2 separate regions of the Homo sapiens genome follow, and region 1 is linked to region 2. The links are chromatin loops, found by intact Hi-C in ENCODE. Cell type or tissue: PC-3. All regions are shown on one strand. Each heading gives the region's core, and the rest is flanking DNA. Links, peaks and the distances in the headings are about the cores only. Region 1 overlaps LINC02438 (long intergenic non-protein coding RNA 2438). Region 2 holds the start of LINC02438 (long intergenic non-protein coding RNA 2438).

Evidence for each region. A loop is a pair of places that touch in the nucleus more often than their neighbours do. Peaks named below come from ENCODE experiments on the same cell type or tissue, not always from the same donor. Only the 100,000 strongest peaks of a DNase experiment are listed, where the experiment ranks them.
Region 1: it touches region 2 in a loop (5-fold over the local background); 1 of 110 quality-filtered maps calls a loop at or near these places.

Annotation. Positions count from the first base shown.
Region 1 is chr4:19,307,377-19,311,778 of GRCh38, forward strand. The region is part of intron 2 of LINC02438 (long intergenic non-protein coding RNA 2438); the gene reads right to left. Among named protein-coding and RNA genes, the nearest start is that of LINC02438, 150 kb to the right of the region's middle. In PC-3, for the core only: a CTCF peak has its summit at 2,111 (motif pointing right); no DNase peak of the experiment used is centred there.
Region 2 is chr4:19,453,712-19,458,113 of GRCh38, forward strand. LINC02438 (long intergenic non-protein coding RNA 2438) reads right to left here and starts at 3,279. Exons shown (of 3, transcript XR_001741605.2): 1 at 2,935-3,279. LOC105374511 (a long non-coding RNA gene) reads left to right here and starts at 1,707. Exons shown (of 5, transcript NR_188379.1): 1 at 1,707-1,941. In PC-3, for the core only: no CTCF peak of the experiment used is centred there; a DNase peak (open chromatin) is centred at 1,680; H3K4me3 peaks cover 3,222 bases; H3K27ac peaks cover 2,150 bases.

The DNA.
Region 1 (4,402 bases), core at 214-4,213, 150 kb before region 2:
TAATTCATTTTCTTTCTCTTTTTTCCTTTTCCCTTCTCTTTTCTTACTTTCCCCATCCTTTTTAAATTTTTTGATTGATTCCTTTTATTCTGTTTTACCTCCTGATATGGTTTGACTGGGTCCCCACCCAAATCTCATCTTGAATTCTCACATGTTGTAGGAGGGACCCCATGGGAGGTAACTGAATCATGGGGCAGGTCTTTCCTGTGCTGTTCTTGTGACACTGAATAAGTCTCACAAGATCTGATGGTATTATAAGGGGGGGTTTCCCTGCACAAGCTCTCTCTTCGCCTGCCACCATCCACATAAGATGTGACTTGCTTCTCTTTGCCTTCCGCCATGATTGTGAGGCCTCCCCAGCCACGTGGAACTGTAAGTTCATGAAACCTCTTGTTTTGTAAATTGCCCAGTTTCAGATGTCTTTATCAGCAGTGTAAAATTGGATTAATATACCTTCTCTCAATTTTAATTAGTTTTACTTTTAAATTGTTATAGTGTTACTGTTTTTCTCTCCCACCTATACTTTTAATGTCTTAAAAGCCAGGAAAGACCCCCTTATATGCACTCTTCCACACAGCAGTGATATTGATGCCTTAAATATTTATGGAACTTCATTTATGGAAAACAGAAGAAAGAAAATGTGGATTTCTAACAGCTCTTTAGGAGACTACTTCCTTTATTCACAGAAAGTAAAGGCATTAATAACTTTTCAGCCTTTGTGTGGCTAATTTTTTAGTTTTTTTGCAGTTTATTCAGGGAAAAGTTACTATTAAAAAAACAGATCAAAATCTGTTTTGTTATTCAGCTGTGGGGTTGAGGTTTAAATTTGCTACTTTCTGGAATGTACTTGAGTGGAAAGCCAAGGTATAGCTTGGTATCTCAAAGTTAATGCAACCTCATTTTTTTCTCAGTGAGGATAAATTAATAAAACTCTAGATATGGAGTATTTTTGGACTTCCGTTTGTAGAGGACAGATTTAGTTCAGAAATGGACACAATAACCAAATAACTACTAGGCGAATCACAGCTATTAAGAATTTTTTAAAAGATAGGAGGGTTCAGATAGGAAGTGAGACTAAGGTCTTGAGCTAAGGAACTCAGTTTTATATTGTCTCTTATTCACTCTAATACCATTACCTACAAGGTGCTAAGAACACAATAGTTTCTAGATTGAGCACATACTACAACCTGTAAGAAGAGATGGATGCTGAAAAGACCAGTTATATGAAAACAGCTGAAGACCTGAATTAAGGCTTTCATGATAGCAGTAGAAAGAAGGTGACAGATGGAAGAAACATTCAGAAAACCAAACAATTCAAGTGAGAAATGAAAAGGCTGATTCAAGTATGATTCCGAGGTTGCAGGCTTGAGTAACTGAATATTTTAACCAGAATTGATCCTCTTAATAGAATGAAAAACAAAACAAGATAGAGATTTTGGGGCTACAAAAACAGAAAGTTGAGTTAGGAAAATATTTAGTTTGAGGTTCCTTATTTTTCTTACATATTGTGACATTAATTTGAATTCATCATTTTAATTTTTTTAGTCCTTTTCAAATATCAGTTTTTCCTTCTGATTTCTGAGTTAATATTCCTACGTTCTATTATTATTGATGATGATAAATGTGAGAAACGGGACTGCATTAAAATGATCCTTCCTTGTGTTCCTACTTTATATGACAACATTCTACATGACAGTCGCATTATTTATGTTAATCTTACACATGTATTACACTGTGACTTTGCAGATGAGAAGTTCAGAGTGATTAATAGTGGAACCTAGGTCTTTATGAAATATACCATTTCTAAGGTCAATCATCCTAGTAAATATATCTAAACACTTTTCATAACCAATGAGATGCTGTAAAAACCTAATGGTAGACAGGAAGAGTCTCAATGTTTTAAGGATAAGAATTTGAGGCATGCAGAATACTCCTTCTGGTTAAATATATTTTATCTCCTTTCAAGTACATTTAATATCTTCTCCATTTCTTTCAGCTTTTACGAGCTGTCAAAATGCTGCCCACCTCTGCTGAGGAGGCCACAGGATGAATTGTGCATTCATGTTGTAAACCACTTAGAGCTTTCTGGGTAGAGTAACTGTTACCACTTGAGGGCATCCTGTCATTATGTTCTGTAATAGTCCTGAACTTCTAAATTCACCTCAAAACCATGGCTCTCTGACAGAAGAGACTAAGAAAAAGAGAGAAAAAGATCTTTGCCGGAAATGCTGAGGCAGCAATGAAAATGATAATTTACCATGCTAAATTGGTGTTTCCTGGAGTACTAGGTCAGTGAAGACTGTATTTCAGGAAATGCTAAGTCAACAGAAGAGGATAAGTGACACAGATAGAAGTTGATGGAATCTTCCTGGCAGGGACCAAAATAGGAACTCAGACACACCAAATGTTCTAAAAGTTCAAAAGGTTTTGGCCAATCAAAGGAGGAATCTGCATTCGAAGTTTCCTGAGTAGAGAAGCAAGAAAAACATCATTCTAACAGCATTTCTTAATATAAAGGTGGCAGTGGTTCTACTTTGAACCTATCAGCTATGGGAATGATATTGAAAATGAATGGCACATCAGGTTGGAAAATTTTAATTGATAGTTTAAACCTGGACATTAGGATTTTTCTTTCCTAGGTTTTCAACAGAGATGATCAAACAAATGCTTTAAAATATGTGCAAATATGTCTGAAAATTTATAATTGCTATTATGATTCAATAAATCTTTCTCCAGTGTTGAATACTAAATAAACATTATTCATGATAATTATGATGACATAATTGCCTTTGGTATTCATCTGTGATTTCAGGAAAAAAACTAACAAATAGATACTAGGAAAAGAGAAATATTTTGTCCTGAAGAAGAAATTATGATTAAAATTAGGGTGAAGTATATAAAGCTATACTTGAAAATATTAAACCAGTAGATTTTACTGATCCAACACAATCTATAGTTTTTGGCAGGCTCAAAGTACTTGTTATAATCTGTAAGTTTATAGTTCATCCAAGTTCTCAATTTTTCTAGCAGTCCATTACAGAATTAGAGTGAATAGTAATGATTTGTTGTACCAAATTACCTTTAATTTGTTGGGAGGGTAGTGGATATGAGATGACATATTTATGAATACAGCACAGGTACCAAGCCTATTTCCTGTATTTGAAGGAAATTGAACTTTTTTCTATTACATTGATGTAGGATGCTGCATATAGTGTAAAGCAGAGAGGATATGTTTTCAATGAGGAAGTCCAACTCAGAAGCAGTCTTAAAGCAATTATTTTTATTTATAATATAAAATATAACTCTTAAGTGAGCAGAGTTAATTATACGCACAGAAAAACTGGTTATTCTTAGGAAATTTGGTTCAATACCATTCCTGACAGTTTTTAAATGAAGGGATCATGAGTACTAGGTTTTTGTTTTTTTGGTTGTTGCTTTTTACGTTTGCTTTTTTCTCATGGTTTAATCCTTAGCAACAGTGGCTGCTTTTAGGTTATTAGCAGCCACATCAGGTCAACAAAGGAAAGAGCTATGTCAAGTAGTTATTAGTTTAGGACCTGTGTTCTTTAACACACTGTCATGATTGCTTTAGTATGACAAGATAGCGTCTTTAAAAGATCTAGAAATAAACTTTTCTCATTAAAGGCAAACTATCAATTCTCTCAACCAGAAACATTTGGCAGGGTTTGTCCAAGACCAAGCTGCACAATTCAAGTTTAGTCTTGGATTTCTATTCAAAATGAAGTTGAAGTTCCACACACACAGTCAAAATAATCCCCTGGGTCCAGAAACAGAGTCTATGACAGGTTGGATAAAATAAAAATTCCAAGTTTGGATTTCCCTGATAGCTTCAGGATGACAGAAAGCTCTAGGGGTAGGAGACTAGAAAAAAAGTCCGTTAGGGAGTTAAAGTCATTTATTGCAGCAAAACCACCGAGGGATAAAAAAAGAAAAAAGAAGAAAATAGAATTCTGGTGAGGTCTAGTTTGTAGTCAGTTTCAAACAAATCATGTGTGTATGTGATGTATAGTAAATAACTACCCTAAATTGATTTCCTTATGGGGAAAAAAAGTTGCCATCCAATAGATTTAAAAAGTATTATCAGAAAAAATGCCAGAGGAGATCATTACTATAAAATTTCCAATCATCTTATAAATGCAGGATAAAAAGCAGCTGATAGCAGGGCTAACTTCTTATTCATCTCAGCAACAAGCTGTTCCTGTTCCGTGAAATGGAGTGAAATGAATGCCATGGCCTTTTTAAGCGGCACAGGGGATCTATTTATTGGGAGAAGAGATTTGCTGAATAACCATAAAATGCAGAGATAATTTTAGAAGTCAGCTAACAGCTTTGATGTGGAGACCCTCAGAATCCACCTGTCCATAATATCTATTCCTCCTCC
Region 2 (4,402 bases), core at 119-4,118:
CCTGAGGCCTCCCCAGCCATGGGGAACTGTGAATCAATTAAACCTCTTTCCTTTATAAATTACCCAGTCTCAGATAGTATCTTTATAGCAGTGTGAGAACAGAGTGATAGTGTCTCAGTTCGAGTACAGATGAGCTGGATGTCATAATAATATAAATTCTGACATACTGTCTGTGCTTGAGTTCTGACAACGCCAATTCCTAGTTGCATTATTTTGGACAGAAAATGATTTATGTCCCACTCTGTTTCCTCATCTGTAAAATGCTAACAACAATGGTAACTGCTTTGCACTGTTTCTGTAAACATGATCAAATAATGTATACAATGTATATAATGCTCAGTAAAATGCCTGACATTTGTAAACTCAATTTATGCTAGCTAATAATTTGGTTGAGATCAATCAAGCATTAGACTTATGAAGATTTATACATTTGTTCTGCAAAGCCATCTATCTGCTTGTTATTTCTATCTAATATTCTGCGTAAATTACTTCCAGTCAATGTCATTGTTTCTATCTGTGAAGAATTAAAAGAGTGATAGGAACAAGGATAAACAACAAGTTGTTTTGGCATTCTTACAAACGGGCTTTCATTTTTGATTTGCTTTCCTGTTCCAGGAATTTGTTTATTTGCAAAAGACAAAAATAAAAGCTACTAAGGGCTTCATGCCATGCAATCAGAGGAAAACTTGGCATGGCTTTGAAACTTTGTGATCAAAGCACTTGGGAAAACATGTTAGGGGTACCCAAGAATATTTGGTTTTGTGATGGGTTACATGTGACGTTAAAGAGCTTTAATTTAGAGGCACAAATTGGCATAGACTAGAGAAAAATATAACATATTCAAAGGTACCTGATTGCTCTTAGTTGTCGTTACATGAGGTTATTACCACCACTGACCTTCAATCATAATCAGCTTCACATATATAGTAAAGAGTTGGACAATTAAGAATCCTCATGGTAAGAGAGAACTTTTGGAGTCACAAATCCTTGAGTCTTCTCCATTTCTGCCACCTGCTTGGTGGCCACCATCTTGGACAAGCTGGTTAACATCTATAAGAATTGATTTCCTCATCTGATATATTTGTATAATAACATTGATCTCAGGGCTTTTGAAAGCATTAAATATATATAAAGCCCAGCATGGTGGCTCACACCTACAGTCCTACCTACTGGGAGTATGTGATTATGGAGTATCCATTGTGTGACGTAAAAGTATGTGTGTCTTATAGTAAAGTGCTCCATAATCACATACTTTATTTTTCATGTGTTCATATGTTCATATATATCACTTGTTATAAAACACATCTTAAGTCCATTATGAAGCTTATATCTACCTTAAACAATGCATGCTTGTATATAATAATTTTTAAAAAGAAAAAAATATAAATAATAGAAAGGCTGGAACAACAAATGAATACAGGAATGATGCTAATATAAAAATACAAACCCTAAATTTTCTTTATATATTTTGAGGGTAAGCTAGTTTCAGATTTTTCTCTAAGGTTTTGTAGGAAGAGAAAAATTGGTCACACTAACGCCATTTTAAAATATGCCCCCATCTGTAAGAGGCAGAGCCACCTGAGGTGAAAAGGTAAACGGCTTGTGTAAGATTTGGCTGAAAGTCCAGAAATTAACTCAAGTCCTGGAACATGTCCTGGGACACTCCCCCGGAACGATTGTTCAAGTCCTGGAGTACGTTTCGGAACGCTGCTCCCGGAACACCGCTCCTGGAGCGATTGTTTCAATGTTGCTTGCTCGGAATGGCCCTCCTGAGCAAACAACAGACGGTGCTCAAAGTAACAACTGGACTTAATAAAAGGAGCTTACACGAAGGAGGAGCTGAAGGCTGCTGTGGTCGTGTGCTGGGGGCTGCCCCAGCTCCAGCTGCAGGACCCCGGCCGTCTGCCTTCCGACTCCGGTGATGATTCTTCCTGCGGTCTGGTGAGCTTTGGTTACATGTTGTCTTCTATTGTTAGTTCTTTTATACCTACTTAAGACCTGCTTTTGCTGTGATATTTGCTCACTTTTTTTTTCTTTTTTTTTTCGAGATGGAGTCTCACTCTGTCACCCAGGCTGGAGGGCAGTGGTGCAATCTCGGCTCACTGCAGTCTCCGCCTCCAGGTTCCAGCAATTCTCCTGTCTCAGCTTCCCAAGTAGCTGGGATTACAGGCATGCGCCACCACACCCGGCTAATTTTTGTATTTTTAGTAGAGTGAACTATGTTGACCAGTCTGGTCTCGAACTCCCGACCCTAAGGTGATCCGCCCCCCGGGGCCTCCCAAAGTGCTGAGATTATAGGCGTGAGCCACCGCGCCTGGCCTTGCTTAACGACTGCAGGCTCCCGGGCATCTCCCTTCAGACTCCCGTGATAGGGCTTCCTGTGGTATTATGAGCTTCCGGTTACATTTTACTGAGCTTTGGTTACATTTTGTTTTCTCTTGTTATAAGGCTAATTTTCTATTGCTATTTGCTTAAAGTAATAAAGTTTTAGTTTACCCCTCCCTCCCACTTGAGTGTTCGGCTGTCCTTCTGACACCATCTTGAAACAGGTTTATTCAAAGATAAAAAAGGCAGTACGAACTCTGCAATAATTCACAGAGCCCATTACATAATGTAAAACAACCAGTCAGTGAAAGCAAAACTCTTCATTCGTTACTGAGACTCCTACTTGTGAAGCTGCTGGGGAGGTGACGGGAGGACAACTGGCTGCACCCCTCAAACACTGCTCTGGCAGCCCAGTCCCCACAGCTCCGTTTCTGAGCCCTGGCGTCCACTACTGTCTGGCCTATGGGCAGTACGCTCCTCAGTTTGGTTTCCCTCTCTTCTGCCCACACCTTGGTAATTAGACCTGCATTAATTAGCTTCCACTGTGTTATGCCGAGATAAAAACTACCCCCACATTTTAGTGTCTTTTAACAATAGTTTTTCACTTACATTGTGTGGAAATCACCGGAGGTTGGTGGCAGCTCTGCTCCACCTGTCTCATCTTGAAGAGGATGAGTCCAGACTGAAGATGCAGCCCGTATGTGGAATATGCCACTTCTGAGGCAGACAGGAAGAACCTGAGAGCTGCCAGAAACAAGCAGCCCTCTTAAAGCTTTCATTCGCACTTTGGGAGGCCGAGGCGGGCGGGTCACGAGGTCAGGACATCAAGACCATCCTGGCTAACATGGTGAAACCCCGTCTCTACTAACAATACAAAAAAACAAAAACAAACAAAAAAAAATTAGCCGGGCATGATGGCAGGCGCCTGTGGTCCCGCGTACTCGGGAGGCTGAGGCAGGAGAATGGCGTGAACCCGGGAGGCGGAGCTTGCAGTGAGCCGAGATCGCGCCACTGCACTCCAGCCTGGGACACAGAGCGAGACTCCGTCTGGAAAAAAAAAAAAAAAAAAAAAAGCTTTCATTCAGCTCTGACATCTCCTGTCCCATGTCATGAGTGTGTCAGGGTGTAGTGCAAGCTGCCAAACGTGCTTCTCCCAAAAGAAGGCCTCTTGAGGGACAGAACTCTGGGTTGTGGTTGGAGGGTGTGTATCGGTGAGAGGATGGTGGATGTGTAATTCCCTTACAGGAAAGGGGACTGCTGCTCACCGGGAATGGTAATATAATCTGCAGCCTTTTAAAACTTTGCTCAACTTTCTTAATCAGAATCACTTGTCTCCTAGCATTCTGACCTTTACATTGTTTAGGGGAGAAAGAAAACAGATACTCCAGTTGAGGAGGGATGATATTCAGTGACAAAACCTTGGCAATAAAAATATTGACAAAATGAACATTCATACAATTTTTAAAATGTAAACAAAATGTTTCAAAAATATGTATTATTGTTTGCTATATTCCCTCTTTAAACTATCATGACTTCTTAAATTATCTTACCAGTACCTACCTATTTACTGCACGCTTTACAGAAGAGGAGTCTTTCTAAGGCTGTGTATACATTTGCCACAGAACCAAATGGGTTTGTTTACTGTTAGTTTTATATATTCCTCTAGGTCATTAATTTTATACAAGATTCAAGAGTATTTATTTGTGTTGGTAAACCGTAATCCATAATTCTCATTTATTTATTTATTGTAGAGACAGAATCTCATTACGTTGCCCAGGCTGGTCTCAGACACCTGGGCTCAGGCAGTCCTCCTGCCTAGGCTTCCCAAAGTGCTGGATTAGACATGAGCCACTGCACCTGGCCCATAATCCATCAATCATTGCACCAATCTACTATACCAGCCCTTTTGGTTATTTCTATTTTTTTTTTACTATTGTAATTTCACTATGCATTTGTCAAATTATTTTCCTTTTTTTTAAAGTCACATCAAGATTTCAAATCTTATCTCTTTTAAATCTCTTGCTAGTTAGCATTAATGGCCATCCAGAAAAAATACCAATTTTTATTTTCTTTAGGG